2 separate regions of the Homo sapiens genome follow, and region 2 is linked to region 1. Evidence: chromatin loops called from intact Hi-C (ENCODE). Cell type or tissue: IMR-90. All regions are shown on one strand. Each heading gives the region's core, and the rest is flanking DNA. Links, peaks and the distances in the headings are about the cores only.

Region 1 (5,249 bases), core at 1,718-4,217:
TGGATTTTTTTTTTTTTAAACTTATTTTGGAGACCTACACCAAAGTGAACAGAAGAGAATAATGAGCCCCGGGCATCCACCCTCTAACTCCACCAACCCTAACGCCCTAACCCCCAGCCAGTTCTGTCCCATCTGCACCCCCGACCAACTCCCCTCTCCTGCATTACTTAGAAGCAAAACCAGGCCTCACAGCATTTCATCTGGAAATATTCCAGTACACGTCTCTAAAAGGCGGCAGGGCCAGGCCGTCATCATCAGAGCTCAGGTTCCAGATGTTTCGTCTGAGGGTGGCAGAATTTCCTTTCCCATTTGCTTGAGTCAGGCCCCATACCAGCTCCACCCAGAGGGACTGAGTGTGGTCTCTCTCCAGCCTCTCCTTCTCTTTCTTTTTTCACTTTTCATTTTGAAATAATTTCAGACTTACAGGAAAGTTGCAAAAATAGTACAAAGAATTCCCATTATACTCTTCACCCAGATTCTTCAAATATTAACATCTTACATAACACAGTACAATGATCAAAATTAGGAGAGGAACATGGGCACGATATGATCACCAAACCTACAAATCTCACTTAGATTTATCTCATTGACAGGTCTCATTTAGATTTGCCCATTTAATTGTCTACTTTAGTCTGAAAGAGCTTCCCAGTCTCGCTTTATCTTGTTTTCTTTTGTTGTTGTTGCTTTTTTTTTTTTTTGAGTACTGGCCAGTGATTTTGTAGAATGTCCCTCCATTGGGTTATGTCTGATGTTTCTTCATGATTAGATTTGGGTTATGCATTTTTGGCAGGAATCTCGCAGAAAGAATGCTGTCCTTCTCATTCTCGGAGGGCTGGGATGTCCAATTTCTCCACTATTCACTTACCATTCTTTCCCTTTGTAATTAACAAGTATCTGTGAGGAGATAATTTGAGGCTATGTAAGTAGCTTATTTCTTATCATATTTTTGCCTACTAGTTTTAACATCCATTCATGATTCTTGCTTAAAACAATGATTGCTGAGGTGTTTATGGAATAGAGATTTTTCTATGTTCAGCATTCCTTTTACATTTCATTAGTGGAATTCTTCTGTGAGTAAGAGCTTTCCTTTCTGCCTCATGTGTGTATTCATTCATTTCTCCATATCCATATAGACTTATGGATTCTTATTTTATTCTATGGCTATGGACCATGACTTTTGTTGTTCAAATTGTCCCAGCTGTGGCCATCAGGACCCCCTTCCCATGGTTCCTGTGTGGTTTGTCACGGCCGCATGGTTTTGAGTTTGGGGACCCCCTTCCCATGGCTCCTGTGTGGTTTGCCACGGCCGCATCGTTTTGGGGACCCCCTTCCCATGGTTCCTGTATGGTTTGCCGCGGCCACATCATTTTGGGGACCCCCTTCCCATGGTTCCCGTGTGGTTTGCCGCAGCCACATCATTTTTGGGAGCTTCCTTGCTCTATAGCATCAAGAGATGCTGCCGACTCCTCCTGTCCTTTCTCTGACCTGGCCCTGGAACGAGCTGTTTCTCTTGGAAGCCCTGGTTTGTTGTATTGAGACTGGTGTTTAGAAATCAAGATCTGGGTGCTGGCTGTGCTCATTGCCACCAGGCTCTCATTACCTCTAGGCACTCCCAGCAGCTAGACTAGGAAATACACACACACACACACACACACACACACACACACACACACACACCTGTATACACATTAAAAACCACGAGTTCTTACTGACACCCCTAATTCTAATCCAGTATCACAGGGTTCTCCGTCTTGGTGTATCTTTGATCTCCTTATCCATCATCTATTGACTGATTTGCTCAGTTCCAGAAGGCATGTAAAATAGTTTCAGAATCAGTGACCCATACCCTTGTGAAAAATTGACCAACTAGTCATGGTATGATATGTGTATATACGTCTTTTCATTTTTAGCCTTTGAGGATGCAATAAAAACACTGTTTTCCAAAGTTTCTTAGGTTAGTTCCCCCATCTTTTCAGTGGAAGTATATAAATCATTTGTAAAACTATTAGTGCCACTTATTTCTGTTTGTATTCTATTTTGGGTTTCCTCTCATTAAAAAAAATTTTTAATCTAGTACATGAAATATGCACATGATTCTAAAAGTCAGAACGATTCAAAAGGTATACACAGTGTCACTCCCTCTAATTCTTCTGTGTCATTCCCATCATCCACCCTTTTCCTACCTATGCCCACACCCTCGAGGAACCACCCCCGACAGGCAACCCGTCTTATTGGTTTCTGATTTATCCTTCCTCTGTTTCTTCTTCACAAAAGAACAGGTTTCGTATATTTTATTTTCCTTCCCCTCTTCCTTCGATGAAAAGTAGCATGTTACAGATATTCTTTAGCACTTTGCTTTTGTATTTAACGATATAATCTAGGAATCACTCCACCCTAAAGTCTCTTCTAATCCAAATATTCCCCTCCACGCTTCCATTTCCCCTGTGTCACTGAGTTGTTGGAGAAACTGGCAGTCTGTCCTGTGGAGCTTCCTACCATTGGGACTTTGCTGATTGAACCTGCAAAGTGGAGCGTCACCCATCCCCCTGCCCTGTCTTTTCTTTAACGGGTCATTGGATTTGGAGGCTTGGTCGGAGTCAAGTTTGCTTTCTTGGGAAAAGACTCAGAATTTAAAGAGATCCTTGGCAAAGCAAAGATAACTTTTGCGTAGGTCCAAATGTGTGTCCACAGGGCCCGGCTAAGCATGCTCCCAGATACTGTCGACCTCTGGGCCACTCCCTCTGCACAAGCTCTGGCCTCTTTGTCTAAAATGGGGGTTCCTTTCCTCCTGATGAACTTTGGGGTGTCGACATGCCCCTGGGGATTTACACTGAGTTTCTAATTCCTTAAAGCGGGTGGGTCAGGCCATCCTCGCTTTCATCCTTTCCAATCTGCGGGAGCTGGAGGAGAGGTTTGCACGTCTCAGTTATTGTTGTGAAAATGCAACGGATTCTGCAATTCCTGCCTGTAAAGTCCGAGGTGGCCGGTAGAGGGGGGTGTTACTCCCCAAGAACCGGCTCTGGCCTCGGCTGGGCTGTCTGGCGGCCTCCCTCCCTTCTACCGAGACTATTCTTGTCTCGGTCATTACCTGGGTATGGCAGCAGGGACAGGCCGGTGCCTGCCACGCAGGGGTGTCCACCCCCTTCTTGGTAAGCCGCACCCCGTGGGGCTGACGGGGTGTCCTCGAGCTCACAGAGAAGGATGGTCACGTGGGCCCAGGGAAGGAGCGGGCATGACTGAGGGCGGCCGTCCCCACTGTCACCAGGTTCCTGGGGCCGGCTCTCCCCTTTCCCTCCACTCCCCTGCACCCGCCGGCTTCCCCCATGCCTGGCCTGGTTCAGACTGGGCTTGGGAAGTGAGTCAGGGCCTGACTATATGTGATAAAGAGAAGCTCCTTGCTTTTAAAGGACAGTAAGGGGGTCGTCTTACACTTAGCAGCCCGGACAGAATTGATTTTTTTACAGACCCCTCTGTGGGCGAGTGCCTTTTATGAAAAAGGCAAAAATATTTAATAAGAATGAAACCCCCTGAATGGTCCCGGGTCCTATCAGAAGCGGGAAGTCCCCTTTTTAAATGGTCGCAGGCATCTCCTTTGATCACACGATATCACTGAACATGCAGTCCTCACACCCCCAACTTCATTCTCATCTCATTTTTCTCCACGGTGCATGCCAGCCTCTGACACGTGGTGGCCCTCTCTCGAGGGGGTGCTGGTGCCTGACTCCTTTGGACACCCTGTGAAGGCAGGGCCAGACAGGTCGCAAGGGAAAACCATCGGTCAAGGTGAGTGTTGCAGGCGCCCTGGAGGAAGGCACCGTGTCACCTGCTGGCCCAAGGGCTTCCAGAATTCCATGAATTACAACAGGGAATGCATCTGCCAAGCATCCTAGACCCACGTTTCTGGCCGGCACAGCCTCGCCCTCTGTGGAAATCAGCATGAGAGGTGCCACACAGAGGCTGCCTGGAGAGTGGGCTGAACAGGGGGAAGGAGTAATCCCCCATGGCCGTCTCCACCCTCACATCTCCATCCCTGCCACGTGGGGCCTGGGGTCTGGGCTGCTCTCTGGATAGCCAGGGCTGTGCTAGGCGCTGCTCAGGCTGGGCTCTCTGATGGCCCCTAAGATGTCAGCAAGACCTACCCATGACACCGCCCAAGCCCAGGGCCTGAGGACGGGAGCCTTGTCCTTCCAGAGCACCGGCTCTGGGGCCTGTGCAGGTGGTGCCCATCTCTGAGTCTCAGGGTTCTCATCTGTGCAGTGGGGACATCAGTGGTGTCTGCAGGACAGGCTGTAGGAGGGTGAAGTTGAAAGCAGGTCTGAGCTGCCAGAGGCCCTGGGTCTGGCCCGCCACACACCTGGGGAGTCAGGGACTGCCTGTCCCCCCAGCAGCTGCCCTCCATGCCCATGTGCTGGCCAGAGAACCCTGGTCAGGGGCTGAGACAGTGGTGTGCTGGTGGTCACTAATACTGACCGTCATTAAACGTTTAGGAATGCTGACAGCCATTGTTACAAATTAAATTCTACAAACTGATGATTAAATAAATTGTATTAAAAACAAAGGTAGTGAATATTCCACTCCCTGTCCTTCCTGGTTGCCTTTCTGCATCGTCTGTGCTCTTACAGCGACGTCTGCTGCTGGGTCTGTGGTGAAAATGCTGTATGAGGCTGTGCTACTGCTCTGCCTGCAGTGACGTCTGGGGACAGCTGCAAATGGGCACATGTGGAAGCCAGAGGACTGACTGTCAACCTGTCACCGGAGTGGGCCTGGATTCCACGGCCAGGGGAGGGGCCGCCAGCCTGGGATGCATACAGTCCTCACAGCTCTGGGAGCTGGCTTTCAGGGACTCCTCCTGCAGGGTTCTGTGGGTGCTGCTCTATGCTCTCTCTCCTTCTGCTGAGGCATAGGGCTTCTCTACTCGCCCTGGGCCAGAGGAGCCAGGCAGCTGGGCAGCGGAAGGCTCGGGTGCCCTGGACAGGCGTCTGCCTAGCACTGGCTGGCCCGGCCCAGCCAGACGCCTGCTGGCTCATCCGCACAGCCACCCTGTGGGTGAGGGCTTGGTCTGTTCGAGGGATGGGGGACCGAGGTTCTGGGAGGGGCTTGCCAAGTCCTGGCAGTCAGCAAATGGCAGGCAAGGACCTGAGCCCCTCCACTGGATGTGAGGTCAGTGCTGCCCCAAGCACCTGGGGCTGCCTTCAGTGACAGGAGCAGCGTGGTGATGTGGGGAGAGGTTCAGCTGGAGGCAGCCACAC
Region 2 (5,249 bases), core at 1,140-3,639, 220 kb after region 1:
GACACTAATCCCATTCATAGTGGTGCTGCCCTCATGACCTCATCTAATCTTAATTAGCTCCCCAAAGCCCTACCACCTAATACCATCATGTTAGGAGGCAGGGTTTCAACACACGAAGTTTGGGAAACACACATTCTGTCTATGACAAGGATTTTGTCATCTTCTTGATTCTGCAGACTTGTCTTTTGATAAACCTGAGCAGTTTTTAGCCATTATTTCTTTGAGTAATTTTTTCAGCCCCATCCTCTTGCTCTTTTTTTTCTGGAATTCCAATGACAAAAATGTTAGAACTTCCATATAGTCCCACAGGTTCTCGAGGCTCTGTATTTTTTGTTTCTTTAGTCTATTTTGTCTCCATTATGCAGATAGGTTCTACCATTAAGTTCACTGATTCTTTCCTCTGCCACTTCCATTCTACTGTTGAGCTCATCCACTGAGTTTTTAAATTTCAGTTATTCACTTTTTGAGTTTGAAAATTTTCCATTTGGCTCTTTTTTATACCTTTATTTCTTTGCTGAGGCTTGCCATCTTTAAATTTGTTTCAACTGTGTTTGTAATTGCTTATTGAAGCATTTTTACCATGGCTGCTTTAAAATCTTTGTCAGATTATTCTAACGTCTCTGTCATCTTGGTGTTGGTATCTATTGAATGTCTTTTGTCACTCATCTGAGATCTTCCTGGTTTTTAAACCATTTGTTTTAGTTGGCTTTCTCTGACACCACTCTATCAGCAACAGTAGGGGGCAATACCTTGTTACCACCAGGTGGAGATAGAAGTCCAGGTTCCTCCCTTGGCCTCCAGTGGTGGAGTGGGAGTTCTGTGTCCCATGAGGTCTCCACTGCTACTGAGGTGATGGTGGCATCATTGTCATGGAGAATGTGAAAGCCATGAATTTCCAGTAGGCATCCTCTTGCATCACCCCAGTGTGGGGAAGGGGAAGAAAGTGAGGCATCTCTTTATGGATGAGTGGGGACGAAAGTCCCCACCCTCACTAGACCTTCTCTAACACCACTCAGAGAGAATGTTGGGGTGCCTTATTACAGCCTTGCAAGACTGCTAGTCTGAAGGCCCCTTGGCCTTTGCTAGAGGGCTGGAGACGGAACCACATTTTCCTTCTGTGATGTTTGGCTGGAGTAGGGGGTTACCGTTGAAAATTTTTTCATCTTAAACCAGATATTGCATGTTCTCACTTATACATGAGAGTTAAATGATGAGAACACGTGGATACACAGAGGGGAATGACACACACTGGGTGTGAGTGTTTGGAGGGTGGAGGGTGGGAGGAGGGAGAAGATCAGGAAAAATAACTAATGGACACTAGACTTAATACCTGGGTGATGAAATAATATGTACAACAAACACCCATGACACACATTTACCTATGTAATAAACCTGCACATTCTGCGCATGTACCCCTGAACTTAAAATACAAGTAAGATAAATAAATAAGAAAAATAAAAAACAGGCCAGGCATAGTGGCTCACAGCTGTAATCCCAGGACTTTGGGAGGCCAAGGCGGGTGGATCATGTGGTCAGGAGTTCAAGACCAGCCTGGCTAACATAGTGAAACCCCATCTCTACTAAAAATACAAAAGTTAGCCAGGTATGGTGGTGGGCACCTGTAATCCCAGCTACTCAGGAGGCTGAGGCGGGAGAATTGCTTGAACCCGGGAGGCAGAGGTTGAGTGAGCCGAGACTGCGCCATTGCACTCCAGCCTGGGTGACAGAGCAAGACTCCATCTCAAAAAAAAAAAAAAACCAGAAAAGAAAAATAGAAAACAAGTTTGTCTTGTTAGTTGGCCCCTTTTCTGATCCTTTGGCTAGAGGGGCTTTTTTTTTTTTTTTTTTTTACTGTGCCAGTTAGGGTTTCTGGGCTGGAAGGCTCTTTATCTCCAAGTCTGAGATATATGAGGAAAAAAATAAAAAATCCATGGGACTTACCACCATGTCATCCAGAGGTCCCTGGACAGTCTGCCACCTCTCCACATTTCAGAATCCTTTTATGTTTGTTTTACATATCATGTCCAGGGTTTTTTGTTATACTTAGCAGGAGGAATTGGGCAAGTACCTCTACCCCATTTTCCTCTACAGGAGGATCTGAAGCCCCTCCTGTCTCCTGTGTTCTTTTTATATGCACTCTTTTTTTTTTCAGTACTATATTTTTTCTGCCTCAACCCTGAAGTCAACCACTTCTTCAAGGAGCCCTGGTAGCTTTTACTGGAGAATTGTATTTAGAAACCAAGGACTGTGGGCTACATGTGCTCATTGCAATGGCTTCTAGGCCCTCATAGTGGACAGAGTTAGGAAACACATGTTTATACACTAACCCACATACACACATGTGTTTACATTTATTTCTGTCTCTCTCTCTCTCTGTGCATCTGTGTATGTACAGAATTCATTATCCAATCCAACATCACGGGATTCATTATAGCATTCTCCTTTTGATTATTTGTAGGTTATTTCTCTGAAATGAGACACCTGGCTTTCAATATCTACAATAGATTTACTTATTTGTTCAACCCTAGCATACATGTACAGTAGTTTCAGAATGCTAATTTGTACCCCCGTGAGAAACAAATTTACCAACTAGAAGGCAGTGTTTGTGAACAGTCCTTTTTTACTTAGCCTTACTGTTGTCAAACAAAACACTATTTTCCAACGTTACTGAGGTTGCCTCCTCGTTCCTCACCTCCTTCAGTGTTACTCACTTGTGATAAGCGTGATTCACTGGTCACGTCTGCATTCCATTTTGGCTCCCCCACCCCCACACTGTAGTTGATTTTTTTAAATTTGCATAGTGCAAAATTCACTCTTAGTGGCAAATAGTTCTATAGGTTTTAGCACGTACTTACAGTCATGCATCCAACCCCCACCGCATCAAACAGAACAGCTCCATCACCCTCAAACTTCCCTCGCCAGGCTCCTTTGTAGTCAGCGCCTTCTCCCGACTCTGGCAACCACTGATTTTCTTTTTATTCCACTGGTTTTATCTTTTACAGGATGTCATATAAATGGAGTCACACAATATGTTGTCTTTTCTTTCTGGCTTCATTCACTTAGCAAAATGCATTTAAGATTCATCCTTGTTGTTTTGTGAATCAGCAGTTTCTTCCTTCCGGTTGCTGAGTAGCATGCCATCCTATGGATGTGCCAGGGTTTGTTTCTCTGTCTCCTTTTGAAGGGCCTCTGGGTTGTTTCCAGTTTTTGTTGATCATGAATACAGCTGCGGTAAATACTCACATGCAGGTTTTTGTGTGGACGTAAGTCATTTTACTTGGGCAAATATCTAGAAGTGAAATGGCTGGATCATATGGTGTGTTTTGTTTAGCTTTTTAAGAAGCTTTCAAGCTATCTTCCAAAGTGGTTGTACCTTTCTGTGGTCCTCCTGGTAATGTATGAGAGAGCCAGTTGTTTCACATTCTTGTCAGCCCTCAGTATGGTCAGGTTTGCTTGTGTATTTCAGGTGTCCTCATATGGGTGTAGTGGTATCTCACTGTGGTTATAATTTGCACGTCTCTGACAACTAATTGTGTTGATCATCTTTTTATGTGCTGATTTGCCAACTGCTTATCTTCTTTGCCCATGTGTCTGTTGTTTTTTGTTTGTTTTTGAGACAGGGCCTCTGTCCATCACCCAGGCTGGAGTGCAGTGGCATGATCTCCAACTCCTGGGCTCAAGCAATCCTCTCATCTCAGCCTCCTGAGTAACCAGGACTACAGGTGCACCACCATACCTGGCTCATTTTTGTGGAGACGTGGTTTCGCCATGTTGCCCAGGCTGGTCTCAAACCAGAGAGACTAGATTTGACCCTGGCTGTGTCTCCTCTGACAACCATCCTTGTGGCCAAAGTGCAGCAGTGGAGCTGACCTGGAGGGATGGGGTACAGGGAGGGTAGAAGCTTCTCTGCAGAAACCCTGCTTTTCCCACTATCTTCTGGCTGTCTTCTCCACCCTGGTCAAGTGGAATTCCTTACAGCAGATCATGTTGGCTATTTTCAGGTCTCCTACTATGACTTGGTGGGGTTGAGGAATTTCCTCTTGACCAGCACCCCAGGGTGACTCATCACCTGCAGTGAAGATGTCATGCCTTATCAGAGCCACATTCAGGCCACCCTCTGTACTGTGGGCCCAGACAGACTCTAAGCCTGACTGATACCCTGGTACAGTTGCTGTGGCCTCACGGCCTAGTTCATATAGTTATGGACAAGCCACGTCTGAAATCTTTCCAGTAAGCAGTGGGACGGATCCTTGTGTTGAAAGAACATGGGCTGCCACATGATCTTCTGAACTGCCGCCCATGTTGTGATGTGAGGTGGAAGCTTTGTCATTAACGAGACATGGTTATGTGCCTGGGGACACGGTGACCACCTGCTCAGTCATCTGTAAATGCCGGTCTGTGAATTGTCCCCATTCTCCACCTACAACAATCCATGCATGCATTCATTCATTGATTCATTGATTCCACAGCCCCCGCCTGGGGCCAGGCATGTGGGGTGAGGGTTGGGGACTCAGAGGAGGTAAGATCCAGAATCGCTCACAGGAAGTTCAACGTCCAGTGCAGACCCTGTCCACCCAGCAGGCCCCACTCAAAGATCACTGTGACTGGCCCAAACGCTCATGTAGAGAAGGAGGCATTGGCTAGGGTGGGGGTGGGAGTGGAGGGCGAAGGGGTCTCCACAGGCAGGCCCCACCTTCACCTTCCTCACGACAACTTGCTGCGTCCCTCTCTCAATCCTTACAGTAAAGTGAGGCCAGGGCCGCCCAGCTCACAGCTACCCAGCCCCTATCCCAGCAGGCAGCTGTGGCCCATGCTGCCCTCGGACCCTCCAAATGCCCACAAGGAATCCCAGGGCTTCACTCTCTTGCTGCACAATTGGGATTGTGTCACCTTTGTCTCTGGACCTTCTAGAAAAAGGAGGGTGGGATTGGATACTCCTGAGTTTAGAGCTCCGTGCAAAACAAAGTCACAGTAAAGTGTGATGATCTGGTAAGGGGGAAGAGAGGCTGTCTTTTCAGAGACTCCTTTTCCCTCCCTCTAATGAATGCAAGAACTGTGCTTAACCCAGGGGAGCTGGGAGCCAACCTGTAAACCGAATCCTCCAAGGCCAGCTTGGGCTGTGACTTCATTCATTCAAATCATCCACCAAGCATTATTTTGTGTTAGAAATACAGCAGTGAACATATCCTCTCCTCCTCTTTTCTTTAGACCTGCAGGGCCTGAAGAGGCAGCCCCACGTCGGAAGGGAC

The links. Peaks named below come from ENCODE experiments on the same cell type or tissue, not always from the same donor. Only the 100,000 strongest peaks of a DNase experiment are listed, where the experiment ranks them.
Region 2: it touches region 1 in a loop (5-fold over the local background); 11 of 110 quality-filtered maps call a loop at or near these places.

The regions. Positions count from the first base shown.
Region 1 is chr2:120,673,459-120,678,707 of GRCh38, reverse strand. No RefSeq gene overlaps it. Among named protein-coding and RNA genes, the nearest start is that of GLI2, 60 kb to the left of the region's middle. In IMR-90, for the core only: a CTCF peak has its summit at 2,993 (motif pointing right); no DNase peak of the experiment used is centred there; H3K27me3 peaks cover 671 bases.
Region 2 is chr2:120,452,641-120,457,889 of GRCh38, reverse strand. No RefSeq gene overlaps it. Among named protein-coding and RNA genes, the nearest start is that of LINC01101, 11 kb to the left of the region's middle. RefSeq lists enhancers at 572-1,133, 3,464-4,663. In IMR-90, for the core only: no CTCF peak of the experiment used is centred there; DNase peaks (open chromatin) are centred at 2,299 and 2,699.